Linked DNA regions of Homo sapiens: region 2 is linked to region 1. The links are chromatin contacts, found by Hi-C or POLR2A ChIA-PET in ENCODE. All regions are on one chromosome and are shown on one strand. Each heading gives the region's core, a stretch centred on a gene start or an enhancer-like site at or near the end of the contact. The rest is flanking DNA. Distances are from core to core; before and after follow the strand shown.

Region 1 (7,561 bases), core at 3,084-5,583:
CAGCAGCGTTCCAGTGCTACCTTCAGGTCCTGGACCTCTTGGGTGGCTGGGAGTTCTTGTAACTGATTTCTCAGCAGCAGTTAGGCCCCTGTCCTCCCAAAAAACTCACTGCCCCAGGCCACTGCCCCAAATTGCCCTGCTGTGGGGAACAGCTGTGGCTGCCAGCGTGCACTGGTATTCAGGGTCAAAGTGAAAACACCAAACTCCTCCAGGTAACAATTGGCAAGAAGCATCCGTGGTAAATAATTTAGAGAAGGATCCAGGCAGGGATGTTGGAAGCATTTGTATTTCAGAAAACTTCAGAAGAGACAAAAAGAATGGCTTGACATTATAAAAGTAAAGCTGTAAGTTTTCCTTTCATCTCTCTATTGACTTCATTTTTCAGGTCCGTTAGGGAAGGCAAATAACACTTCCATTGAGAGAGATTGGACATAAAAGGCCTTTTTATTGATAAGTCTAGATCAATAGAGGCTACTTTTGCTTTATAATAAGTATCCAATATGCTTAGGGGAACTGTGAAAGGATTCAAGGGCCCCAGATGAAAATATGTCCTGTCGCTTGAGCAAGGGAGGTTGAGGCTGCAGTGAGCCATGATGGTGCCACTGCATTCCAGCCTGGGTGACAGAGTGAGACCCTGTTCCAAAATAATAAAATAAAATAATAAAATAAAATAAAATAAAATAAAATAATAAAATAAAATAATAAAATAAAATAAAATATAAAATAAAATATAAAATAAAATAAAATATAAAATAAAATAAATAAAATAAAATAAAATAAATGAAATAAAATAAAATAAAATAAAAAATAAAATAAAATAAAATAAAATAAAATATCCTAATAAATTTGTCTTAGTGGGATGCAGCATTAGGATGGGGCAACCAGAATTCTTGGAACCTCAGGAAATTTACTTACCCTTTCTAAAAATTATCAGTAAAATGTTGATAACAAGAGTAACTACCTCATTAGGTTGGTGAGAGGTTTTAATGAGATAATTCTCACAAAGTGCTTAGAACAGAGCCTGGCACATCTCAAACACTCAGTCCATGGCAGCTAGAGTTCTTAGCCATTGTTAGTTGTGCCACACGAAGAGACTTGGTACGAAGTTCCCAGTTTCTTCCTCTGCATCGTTTTGTTTCTAAAATAGTAAGCAGGAGGATTGCTTGAACTTAGGAGTTTGAGACAAGCTGGGCAACCTAGCGAGACCCCATCTCCATAAAAATTAGAAAATTAGTCAGGTGTGGTGGCACATGTTTGTAGTCCCAGCTATGTGGGAGGCTGAGGTGTGAGGGTCACCTGAGCCCAGGAGTCTGAGGTTGCAGTGAGCTGTGATTGTACCACTGCACTCTAGCCTGGGTGACAGAGTCAGACTCTGTCTCAATAAATAAATAAATACATAAATAAATTAATTAATTAAAAAACAAACAGTAGGAAGAATTCTAATCCCATTAATGTACACCAGGATAAAGTACATACATTCATAAAGCTTAGCCTCATGTGGTGTGGAGGGTAAATTTATCCCACTGCATTTATAGGTCGATTTCAGGCAGCCCATAACATGGCATAGGTTTACGTTCTCCAAGAACGTTGTTTACAACAGAACATTGTAGGAGATTCAACATTGGGTTCAGACAGGTCTGAATTCAATCCTACCTCTGCCCTAGAACAACCATATCTTTCAGCATGTTGCCTAATTTGTCTAAACTCCTGAAAAACGGGAACAATATCAAATTCTGCAGAGTTAGTGTGTAGACAAGAAGAGGATGGATGACCAGCATGTAGCACAGTGTCTAGGCCATAGCAAGGGCTCAAACACTAGTCACCTTGGGTATCTGCGAGTCTCTCCCTGACCTCTCACCTTTGTTTCATGAGGCTAATAGTTCCATGGTGATGGGTCATAGCCCCAAGGAATTGGAAATAGTTCTGATATGAAGAGCACTGGATTTTTTTGCCTGAAAATCTTGCTATGGTTCTTTCTTTGCCACCTATTGGCTATGTGGCCTTGCAAATGTCATCTAACCTCTCTGAGCCTCAGGGACACAAAGGAACAATGTAATCAACTTTACAGGTTTGTGTTCCGAATTAAGAGATGTTTGAGAAAGTGTCTGGTGAAGTATTATGCGTTATAAAAGCATCATGTGAGCTGGGTGCGGTGGCTCACGTCTGTAATCCCAGCACTGTGGGAGGCTGAGGCAGGTGGATCACTTGAGGTTAGGAGTTCAAGACCAGCCTGGCCAACATAGTGAAGCCCCGTCTCTACCGAAAATATAAAAAATTTGCCAGGCACGGTGGCAGGCACCTGTAGTTCCAGCTACTCTGGAGACTGAGGCAGAAGAATCGCTTGAACCTGGGAGACGGAGGTTGCAGCGAGCTGAGATTGTGCCACCGCACTCCAGCCTGGGTGAGAAAACAAAACTCTGTCTCAAAAAAAAAAAAAAGCATCATGTGTTATAACAGCACTTATCCTCTACTACCTTTCCCAAAATATCCCTGGATGTCACACACATTTTTATTCATATACAATTGTACATATTTATGGGGCACACATGATATTTTGATACATGTGTACAATGTGTAATGATGAAATCAGGGTATTTAGGATAGCCATAACCATAATTATTAACATCATTTCTTTATGTTGAGAACATTTCAAATCTTCTAGTTATTTTGAAACACACAATAAATTATTGTTAACTATAGTCACCCTAGTGGGTTATCATGCACTAGAACTTACTCCTTCTATAACTGTATGTTTGCACCCATCAACCGACCTCTCTTCATCCCCTTCTCCCCTCTTCCCAGCCTCTGGTAACCATCATCCTACTCTCTATCTCCATGAGACTAACTTTTTTAGCTCCCACATACAAGTGAGAACATGCAATATCTGTCTTTCTGTGCTTGGCTTATTTCACTTAATGACCTCTAGTTTTATCTGTAAGTGACAAGATTTCATTCTTTTTTCTGGCTGAATAATAGTCTACTGCACAGATATGTTACATTTTCTTTACCTAATCATCTGTTGATGAACACTAGATTGATTCTATATTTTGGCTACTGTAAATAGTGCTGCAATAAGCATGGGAGGAGCAGGTATTCCTTTGATACACTGATTTATTTCTTTTGGCTAAACACCTAGTGGTGGGATTGCTGGATAATGGTAGTTTTATTTTTAGTTTTCTGAGAAACCTCCATTTTGTTTACTATAACAACTGCACTAATTTACATACCTGCCAACAGTGTACAAAAGTTCCCTTTTCTCTATATCCTTGCCAGCATCTCTTATTTTATTTTATCTTTTTAAATAGCAGCCATTTTAACTGGGGTAAGATGATATCTTAGTAGTCATTTTAACTGGGGTAAGATGATATCTCATTGTGGTTTTGATTTGCATTTCCTTGACGATTAGTGATGTTGAGATTTTTTTTTTTTCATATACCTGTTGGCCATTTGTATGTTTCATTTTGGGAAATGTCAACTCAGATTCTTTTCTCACTTTGTAATGGGATTTATTTTTTTGATCTTCAAGTTCCTTGTATATTCTAGGTATTAGTCCCCTGTCAAATGAATAGTTTGCAAATATTTTCTCCCATTCTGCAGATTGCCTCTTTACTCTGTTGTTTCTTCTGCTGTGCAGGAGCCGTTTAGTTTAATATAGTACTATTTGTCTATTTTTGTTTTTGTTGCCTATGCTTTTGAAGTCTTAGCCCTAAAATATTTGTGTAGACCAATGTCCTCAAGTGCTTCTTTTATGTTTTCTTCTACCAGTTTTATAGTTTCAGGCCTTACACTTAAATCTTTAATTCATTTTTATTTGATTTTTACATATGGTGAGAGATAGGGGTCTACTTTCATTCTTCTGCATCGAGATATTCAGTTTTCCTAATGCTATTTACTCAAGAGAGTGTTGTTTCTCCAATGTATGTTTTTGGTGCCTTTGTCAAAAATCATCTGGCTTTGAATATATGTATATAGGATTTTCCAAAGTTATTTGAAAACAATAGTTGGACCTTGTTAAATTAATCTCTTTCCCAGCTTGGAAGGGAGAGAAAGGAACCTGGATTCTCCCAGTTTGGGGGCCTAGCTAAGAGTGTAATCCATCAGCTTCTAGGGGAAACATTTGCAATATGATTATTCATGCATTTGGAAATCTAATGAGCTATCACCTTTCAGTTTGAGTAGCAAAAAAAACACTAAAGGGCTGAAGCTACAAAAATATGGCCAAGTCTCTTCCCTAAGATTATTCCCCTTTTCTCGTCCTTGGCACACCCAGGCTTCCTGGCATATCAAGGCTGGGGCGGAAGCCCACTGATTCACAGCTGAGTCATTGGGAACCATGGGAGCCTTTCCTCCCAAGCCTCTGAGGTCATGCTCTGGCAGGGGCTTCTCGCAGCTGCAGGGAAGAGCTGGTTTTCTGGAAAGGCTTGGACCATTTTCTCTGGATGATCCAAAAGGGCTCTGGCACAGGACTGAAAAGGTTCAGTTCAGACTAAAGAAATATCAAAGCAGGGACCAACAGAATTAGAGAAGTCAGGGGAGATAGGTTTTAGGCTTGGCTACTAGAAAATGCTGAAGGACCCTGGCAGAAAATTCTTCTTTTAATGCTGTGGGACCCAGAGCTGCCATATTGGCACAGCTCCAGAGGCAACATTGACATTGTGCTTTATACTCTAATCAAGGGGGCAGCATTCATGTAGAATACAGTGTAAATGATGTCCCAAGTTTCTATGCTGGAACTAACTCCTGCAAGAGCCAAACTTCTAAGTCACAAAGCTCAGGTTCTTACTATATAGTTTTCTCCTTACAATGTACCAATTTCTACCGCAAATAGCATAATGAACCAAGAAAACATTTTTAAGCCCCAGCCAACATTTCAGGAGGGATATTAGATAATATAATCTTTCCAGATGTGCACCATTTAATATTCCTAAGTGTGCAGTGGACAATGTATTTATGAGGAAAGCAGATTTGTAGTTAAAACATATTATTGATCATTTTGTTTTCTTCTTTCCCATTTAATTTAGATATAATCATTCCCAGTACATGTGACACCCAAAAAGCATCAGCAAAAATACAAAAGAAAAGAAAATGATACTTTACTTTTAAATAAATTCCAAAGTCATCTCTCTGCCTCAGGCTCTCAAGATAAAAGATAGCAGCTGAATAGTTCAGGCAGTAGGTCTGGTGGCTCTGACAGAGACTCCCTCGGAAATACTGCAAGAAAGGAAGAGCAGAAGGAGGATGAACACAAGTTAAGGAGAGCATTGAGCCCTGAAAGAGTGTTTCTCCTCACTTTTATCATTAACTAGAACAGGGAAAAGTGGAGGAGTCGCCATGATCAAGCAGGCGCCACAACTGCATGGAAATACAAAGGTAATCTCCACATAAACATTCTTTTAACAGAATATCGTACTCTCATAATAAACAGTTGACACCTGAATAAATAGTCTTTTTCTCCCTATACTTAAAGAAAATTCTATTTAGGCTGTCTTGATTTAATTCACCCTTTTACTTCTGTTTAAGCTTTCTTCAGGTGCCACACCCTCCAGGACACCCAGTAACAAATACTGCCTTTGATTTGGGTGACCCTGTTGGTTAATGTTAAGCTTGTATTGATAGTAAGTGATTAAAGTAAGGACACTTAACTTTTCATCTGATATGTCTCAAAAATTTCCATGCATTTAATTTTGCTGGCTTCTAAACATGTAGAAATTTTGGACATCTTGGCTGGGCGCAGTGGCTCACGCCTGTAATCCTAGCACTTTAAGAGGTGAGGCAGGCGGATTGCCTGAGCTCAGGAGTTCGAGACTAGCCTGTGCAACACATTGAAACCCCGTCTCTAATAAAAAATACAAAAAATTAGCTGGGCATGGCAGCATGGGCCTGTAGTCCTAGCTATCTGGGAGGCTGAGGCAGGATAATTGCTTGAACCCAGGAGGTGGAAGTTGCAGTGAGCTGAGATCGCGCCATTGCACTCCAGCCTGAGTGACAGAGGGAGACTCCATCTCCATATCCAAAAACAAAAAAAAAAAAAAGAAATTTGGGACATCTCTACTCAGCATACTGTATCTAGTAGCATGCGCTTTATCTTACTCAATCTAATGCTTGTCTTCCCTTTTCTTCGTTATTTTTATTTAATGTCTTAAACTTGCTATAATGACTACACATTTGTAAGCCACCTAAAATTGTTTTTAGAATAAGGCAAATTGTTAATTTATATATACATATATTCATACATATAATGGGTAAACTGAGCACACTGAACTACATGCCACCATCTCAATTAAGCGTCTTTCTTGGGAATGATGGTTATTCTTTTTCTCTTCAGCAATTCTTCTGGCTCGTTACTGGAAGGCACTCTCTTCAGGATTCCATAGTGTCTACCATGTTGCTAAGCTTATGTGTCCATTGATAGGTTTATTGATTAATATAATAACTCATGGGCTGCATTAAGGAATTTCCAATCGTATCCCAATGTGGTGAAATTGGAGAAGGAAAACACACTTACTCGTGAGTAGAGAAAGCAGACCCAGTCTGAAAAACCACTAGCAGAAGTGACAGTAACAAAGTCAGAGATGGTGAAACCTAGAAAAATATTTTGTTATAGGACCTTAGAAGACAAAACACTATAGGGAGCAATGTCAAGTTTTGGCTTCAGCAAGAAGTAATTTGAAAGATGATGTGAGTTTATTTTGGAGGGGAATATTGATAGCTGGGCCTTGAAAAGGACTTGGAGGTAAAGAGAGGGTCTTCTCATGGACACTGAGATGCTTGAGAAATGTTGGAACTAGGAGGTAACTGGTTAGAAGCCAAGATTAAGAGTCATTAATGGGGCTGGGCACGGTGACTTGCGCCTGTAATCCCAGCACTTTGGGAGACCGAGGCAGGTGGATCACCTGAGGTCAGGAGTTCGAGAGCAGCCTGGCCAATATGATGAAACCCCGTTTCTACTAAGAATACAAAAATTAGTTGGGCATGGTGGCGCACACCTCTGGTCCCAGCTACTCGGGGGGCTGAGGCAGGAGAATTGCTTGAACCTGAGAGGCAGAAGTTGCCATGAGCTGAGATCGTGCCACCGCACTCCAGACTGGGTGACAGAGCAAGACTCTGATCACCCCCACCACCCCCTCCCCCACCAAAAATAGAGTCATTAATGGTCAGGCTTAGATATCCAGTTCTATCACCCATTGGCTATATGATCTTAGCTAAATTATGTAACCTCTCTAAGCCTCAGTTTCTATCTCATTGGATGGCTCACATGTGAATAACAAGACGTCCCTATCTTCCAGCTGGTGAGCTTCTTGTGAGGCACAGGTATACTGTTTCCTGTTTATCTCTTTGCTCTTCTTGGGGAGGATGATATGTAGCTGCTCCACTGAAGGTAAGCTTGGCCATGTACTGATGAAATGTGAGCAGACATGCCATGTGTTGTTTCGGGCAGAAACTCAAAGAGCCAGTGAGTGCTTTGCCATGGTCTCCAAATGGTAATGTTCCAGGTAGTGGCCATTTCATCAGCAGAGGTCCCAGGGTCAAGACAACTTGGAAGCAGAGCATAGTGAGACAT
Region 2 (6,740 bases), core at 1,516-4,015, 1.2 Mb before region 1:
TGAAGAAAGCACCATATCCCAAGGCCTAAAAACCAATAGCTCCGGTTTTCAATCCAGGGCTAGGTCCTGTCTAGGTCCAGGCAGAACACCAGGGCTGGAATTTCTTTCACAGTCTTTGCTGTTTCTTTCACGCAACACTATCTTCAGTGGAGTCTGTGTCTTTCATTTCCCAGGTCGGGGCTCTCTTTTGTCATTGCTGCCATAGGAAAGCCTTAAGGGAAGGCTCGCTGCTACCACATAAAAGCGCACCATTGTCTTGCGGCTGGAGACATCCCACCTGCCTTTACAGATCCACTCTCCACCTTTCTCTCCCTGTGTAGGATGCATGAGGCTAACGCATGAGGTATCAATAGGCTCATTTCCCTGCAGCTTCCAGTTGGGCTGGGCCAATTGCAAGCAGGAGATCAGAGAGAGACAGTACATGGAAGCAAGGGTCTTGATTCCTTTAGCAACTCCATTTGGGGATTCTGCAGATGGGCTGCATTCCTTATACAAAGATCCTAGCGCCTTTAAGGCAAGCTTCTACCCACAGCCCTCTTAATCTTGGGATTTCAGTAACTGCTCTCTCCCCTTGCTCCTTCAGGCCTAGGGTGGAGAGCTGTACCTAGCTATTCATGAACAACTACACTCTCCCTTGTGGCTTCTCTATACCCTGCCCATAACTTTGAAAACAATTCCTTTATTTAACTGTACTCAAAGTATCCCGATTTGAGTATACCATCTCTTTCCTGCAAGATCCTGGCTACTCCCAGCCAGTCCAAGGGCTTTGGAAGTCATCAGTCATCTTATCTTTTTCCATTGACCTTTCACATCTCATCCAATGTTTTTCATTGTGATTGTTTAGGGAATTTGAAAAGACAAGACTAAATATGTAAGGAGCATGATGAAAATCTGACCCCAAGAAGGAGCATGGGAAGGAAGCTTGATTGGAAGCATTCTAGACTGCTAGGCAATCTAGAAGAGATTTGGCAAGGCTGCTGGGGAGTTCTCATGCCAACATCAGCCATCAGAGGAGTCTTTTGTTTCCCAGGAATGGGCCCGCTTTAGTATTCCTGCTATGCTCAGTCACTGGGAGCAACCCACTGGAAGTGTGGCCTCGGTGCAAATATAACAATAGATTTCAGAGCACAGCTACTTCCCTGTGGTTGGAAGTCTGTGAGACACATTCTCACGGCTACTATATTCATGCCATAAACATTTTTAGCACCACTCCTACCTCCTATCACTAACACTCTATTTTTACCTTGCTGTAGCTATTTCTTCCTCAAAGAGGGTTGTATTAAAGTTCCAAATGTGATTTCTCAGTTACAGGGTGATATCAGGATACCCCACTGTGGGAAGGTTGGCCGGCCGTCTCCCAAATGGCCTGACAGTGTATCATTTATTACCTTACAAATTTACAATCATCAGTAGTTGGATAATTAGACTGGTGAGCTCAGACCTGACTTTGTCAACACATCATGCCATGCGTCTCTCAGGGCAGGCTCATGCTAATTACATTCAAAAGGCTGATATAAAACATCAGAATGCCAAGTTATTCACTTCTCGTAAGAAACCATCTTTAGAAGGACAAGAATATCCGAAGTTTCTAGGATCAATACATTCTTTCCCTGTAGGAGCTAAACAGTAATCAGGAGATTACTTGTTGAGTGTGACATCAGATCAAAGAGAATTGGATAAGCCAAAGGTATGCAGTAGCAAAGTAAGCTACTCAGTACATCTTTCATGTCACACAGAGATAGTCTTACAGACAGAATGTGAAGGCACAAACACAAGAGCTATTATACCCCTCTAGATACATTTACCCACTAGGAGTGGCATTGCACCCCCAAAATCCATTGGCTAAGGCTTCTTTTCCATTGGGAAGTGTTTGAATGAGCACCACCAATATTTGTCTCTGTGTCTGTCTTTTTTCTCTGTTTCCACAGTTGCCCATCCCAACCACTGCCTCCCCTTGCACCACCATCCTCCCACTCCCAGCTAGTCCAAGGGCTTTGGAAGTCATCCTGTCTTTTTCCGTTGATCTTTCACATTTAGTCCAATACTACAGTTATTACAGTTAAGCACTTAAAAAGTCAGTCCTGTTTCCCCCATTTCCAAATTTTGGAGGCCCTTAAACACGAACAATAGTCAAATACTATCAACAAAGTTCAGTTTTCTTTTCAGGGCCTTGAGCTGAAAAAAGGAGCCTCACGATATATTCCTGGGTTCACTTGGTTTTCATCCCTGGTAAAACATACCCTTCAACTGTGTTTCCTTTCACCACAAATGGAGTCTGAATGGTTGCTTTTGCCAGGGCCATGGTGAGAAGAGCAGAAGAGCCATCTGCAAACCCTAGCCCTCTCCAATTGGCTGCCTGTTGGAAGGGGAAGTGTAGTTGACCACCTCTAGCTATACACAAAGCCAAGTAATTCTGCAGGCAAACTTCTGTCTCCATGGAGCCTGCCCAGCCACCCTCGCAAGTAGAGAAATTCCTTCTTTCAGTTTGGAAAATGGTCCCAGCTATGATGCCAAACTCTCCTGAGTCATATGTAAATGTAGAAACACATACTCTGTGGTCTTCCTCTGGTCAGACTGTCCTCCTTGGCCTTAGCTTACATTGCTCTGGTAATGTCCTTAATACACTTCACCAGACTACTAGGCAACCAATTGGTTAATACCGTGCAACGAATTCTCCCATTCCACTTTGTGAGAAGGCAGCAAATGAGCCTTGCCGCCATGTCCCAGCATGGTATTTACATGCTTATTACAAGTCCACATGGCCAGTTGGAGGGGCATTTCCCAGCCCCTTGTCTTTGCCTTCTCAGACTAAGAACCAGAGAAGCCGCAAGACTCATTTGTTTTTGGTCAAATGTGGGTAGGGCACGGATTAAATCCTGAGAGTCAGGAAACCCAATTTTCAGGCTGATTTTGTCCTGGACAAACTCAGTAGCTCTCAACAAAACACTTAATCCTTCTGGAATGCAGTTGCCTCCTCCTTTTAAAATAGTAATGTACCATTTGGCCTCACTCACCTCTAGGAACGCTTAAGAGGTAAAAATGTGATAATGGATGTGAAAGTGCCACAAGAGATGTAGAAGATATATAAGGAGCTCTGCCAACCAAAGGACTGCATTTGATACAGTACTTTTTCAAACAAAACAAAAACGTCTCTGCAAGCTGGGGGAATACTTGTGTTTAACCCAAGAAGGAGCCTTCAGCAGATCTCAGCAAATCAAAATAGAATATTCCCATTGAAGAACTCCCTGGGTTTCCTCTGGCCTCACATAACACAGCAATATGCCGGGGCTCTGCGACTTCATTTATTTGGCTCACCCATGCCTCTAGCATCTCCTAAGATGCTTAGAACTTAACTGAGAATACTTTAAGTCACAATCAAAAAGGGTAAGGAGAGGTATATTAGTTAAAACTTTTTTTTTTTTCAGAGACAGGGTCTCACCATGTTTCCCAGGCTGGTTTCGAACTCCTGAACTCAAGTGATCCACCCACCAATGCCTCCCAAAGTGCTGGGATTACAGGTGTGAACCACAGCACCCAGCCAGTTAGAACTTTTTTTGATTTCTATGCATGGAAACCCATCTTTAAATAATTTAGTCAGGCAATGGGAATTTATTGGAGGTGGATTCTCATAACTGCGGGAAGATGTGAAGTGCAGCTGGACTATGAGGACAACTGAATTGGGAACTTACATTCTCTGCCAGTAGAATTTCTCCCCATCTCTCATCTGCCACTCCATGCTTCATTCTCTTAAAATGATCTCTTTAACAGGTAGGTCACATGGTCACATTTAGATTCCAGGCCTCAGAGCCCACATCTTCACCTCCAAAATGAAACCAGCTCTCTTTTCTTAGTTCCAGTTTGAAAAGTTCTGGGGAACAATCGTGGTTAATTTGGTTTGTCTCAGATGGCCACTCCAGGACCAATGAACCATGCCCAAAGGAGCAAATTACTGCAACTGGTCAAATTAAGCCAGGTTCCACCCCTGATCCAATGGCTGGAAGTAGATTAGGAGCTAGGGTCAATAGTCCAGACATGGCCACAAGGGACAACTCTGTGATTTACAGTCCTTCTGTAACTATAATAGGTTCATTGCCTGATGCACAGTGAGTCAGCATACTGAGACACTGGGGGTTGCAGCAGAGAAAGAGTTTAATAATCATAGGACAGCTAAAGGAGAAGATGAGAAAAAACCTCAAATCCATCTCCGCAAGAGGTTTGGGGATACTGTTTCTAAGGAGTCTGTACAGGTGATGGACTAACGTGTAGGGATTGTTGATCTGTTGAGAAGTGAAGGGTGAAGTCACGGGACAGGCAGCGTATTGAAGAAACCGCATTCCTATGCTGAATTGGTTCCTTGGTGAGGGTCTTTACATTTGTTGGCGTCAGCCATTCTGCTGGATTTGAAAAACGCCCTAAGCAATTCATGGGTAAAATGGTCTATTGTCAGAGATTCTATCTATAGGAATAATGGGTTCCAGATGGGTGCAGGTAGTCAGTGTGCTATTATATGACTCTTAGTTAGCAACTGCAAGGGAGTGGTCAAAATGTGCCCTGGTCAATGCCTAAAGATAATTCTGCCTAAAACCTGACTTGTAATTCTCGTTAATCCCGTGATGGTGGTTTTACTTGCCAGAAAATGGGGCATTAGTGGAAATTGGGCAGCCAATCTAATTGCAGGAAGTGAAGGGGAGCTGCTGAAAATGCCTCTGTATTTTTTTTTTTTTTTTTTTTTGAGATGGAGTCTGGCTCTGTCGCCCAGGCTGGAGTGCAGTGGCGCCATCTTGGCTCACTGCAAGCTCTGCCTCCCGGGTTCATGCCATTCTTCTGCCTCAGCCTCCCAAGTAGCTGGGACCACAGGTGCCCGCCACCATGCCTGGCTAATTTTTTGTATTTTTATTTTTTTAGTAGACACGGGGTTTCACCGTGTTAGCCAGGATGGTCTTGATCTCCTGACCCCGTGATCTGCCCACCTCAGCCTCCCAAAGTGCTGGAATTACAGGCGTGAGCCACTGTGCCCGCCCAAAAATGCCTCTGTTATTTTTATCTAAGTTGGAGTCAAACTTGTCCAAGAAATGCGGAGACTGGATGCAGAATCTACCAACACTGCACTTGGCTGTGCCTTGCTCAGAGACGTGAAAGTTCTTAGGGCCTTGTCTGGTTCTGTTAGATCATCATAGGTTTAACATGTGAGGGGTTTAGATAGATGGGGAATAAAAATCACTCCAGATATTTGCCAGTATTTCTCTAAGAATTTTGGCTTTGTGATCATATAGATGTTATCATTCTTCCTCCTCCCCCTTCCCAAGCATCTCAAGTCATAGTACAAACCACCAGTTTTGTATTAATTCATTTCCATGACAACAAATTGCTATTCTTTCTCTTTTTCCCTTCCTCTATCACTTACACATGATATAGAAACGGTAGCAAATGTCAATATATTTTCACACCAAGAGTAAGGACTTGTGCTAACAATACCAAAAAAATGTGCCTCATTAACTTTTACCAAATGCTAGGAAAAAAACAAAACAAGTATATACATGAAGAGGTTGGTATTTTCTCCCAGAGATCAAATTACATTTAATTCTTCCAAAAAAGCAGTAAAGCAAATGAAACTCCTTTTAAAATACAATTAATTATAGGCCAACTCCTTTGGAATTGTAATAATTTTTATTCTGTCGTAGAGCTTCTTTCACAATGACTTTGCATTTCAGGTACAGAGACTGCACAGAATCTCCCAGAAGACCTTAGTCAATGCAGAATTAAATGGAAAAATTCCACTTTTGTCAAAGGTGAAAAATCTGGCTTTCCTTACATGCAGAACCTCTAGAGACATCAACATGGTCTGTATGAGCAACCTCAGCAAAAAAAAAAAAAAAGCCTCATCTGATAGACTGTCAGTCACAGAAATAATAAAGGAAAGAAAGAAGAGAGGAAGCTGTATTTTATTTTAATATAATTACTCTTTTTGCTTTCCTAATACGACAGTGTGAACATACATTGGGCTGTTTCTCAGTGACAAAACTGGCTACCATGGCAATAAATGCTCTTTACTTACTTCTGGGTTTTATAAGATGTCGGTCACTGAAAGAACAATGTGGTGTGTAAAATCAACCTCTTTCTAAAATAGGTGAAAAATAACCGAGTTGCGAACTTTGAACTGCTTAAGAGTATGCACTTGACGATAGTAGTGAGTTGATTGGAGGTCCCCCTCCCCAAATATGCCCATGTCCTAATTCCCAGAACTTGTGAATGTGTCCTTCTTTGAAAGAAGAGTCTTGGAAGATGTAATTAAATTAAGGATCTTAAGGTGAGGAGGCCATCCTGGATTATTTGAGTCTGCCCTAAATACCATGACAAGTGTCCTTATAGGAGACACACAGAGGAAACCCACAGAAGAGGAAGAGGCAATGCGACCACAGAGGCAGGGGTTGGAGTGATCTGGCCACCAGGTTCTGGAAGAAACCAAGAACAGATTCCCCCGAGAGCCCCTGGAGGGAGTGTGGCCCTGCCAACACCTGCGTTTTCGATTCTGGCCTCCAGAACTGTGAGTTTATCAATTGCCATTGTTTTAAGCCCCTGAGTTTGGGGTTATTTGGTATGGCTGCCCCAGGAAACAGATGTAGTAACCCACACAGTTTTTGAAGCCAGGAGACATAAAGAACAATTTAATCATTCAACAGTGTAAGCCCGCTGAAAGAAGATTGTAATGGTTGGTGTCTGAACTTCACACATCTTGCAGG

What was found. Hi-C counts contacts between places; a loop is a spot of excess contacts on that map. ChIA-PET counts read pairs that join two places held with the same protein, here RNA polymerase II (POLR2A).
Region 2: a map with no recorded cell type shows a loop between it and region 1 (4-fold over the local background). The contact joins two enhancer-like sites. A Hi-C loop is called at or near these places in 1 of 37 single-sample maps with no recorded cell type. POLR2A ChIA-PET finds 5 or more read pairs at or near these places in 1 of 52 experiments (OCI-LY7).

Annotation. Positions count from the first base shown.
Region 1 is chr12:92,743,128-92,750,688 of GRCh38, reverse strand. PLEKHG7 (pleckstrin homology and RhoGEF domain containing G7) reads right to left here. Exons shown (of 17, transcript NM_001377329.1): 10 at 5,098-5,211. Among named protein-coding and RNA genes, the nearest start is that of PLEKHG7, 44 kb to the right of the region's middle. RefSeq lists an enhancer at 3,746-4,945. Within about 2 kb of position 4,333, at least 10 of the 41 ENCODE cell types and tissues checked have a DNase peak (open chromatin) inside an H3K27ac peak, as active enhancers do.
Region 2 is chr12:93,968,821-93,975,560 of GRCh38, reverse strand. LOC105369912 (a long non-coding RNA gene) reads left to right here. Exons shown (of 3, transcript XR_001749263.2): 3 at 5,712-5,885. Among named protein-coding and RNA genes, the nearest start is that of PLXNC1, 180 kb to the left of the region's middle. Within about 2 kb of position 2,765, at least 2 of the 41 ENCODE cell types and tissues checked have a DNase peak (open chromatin) inside an H3K27ac peak, as active enhancers do.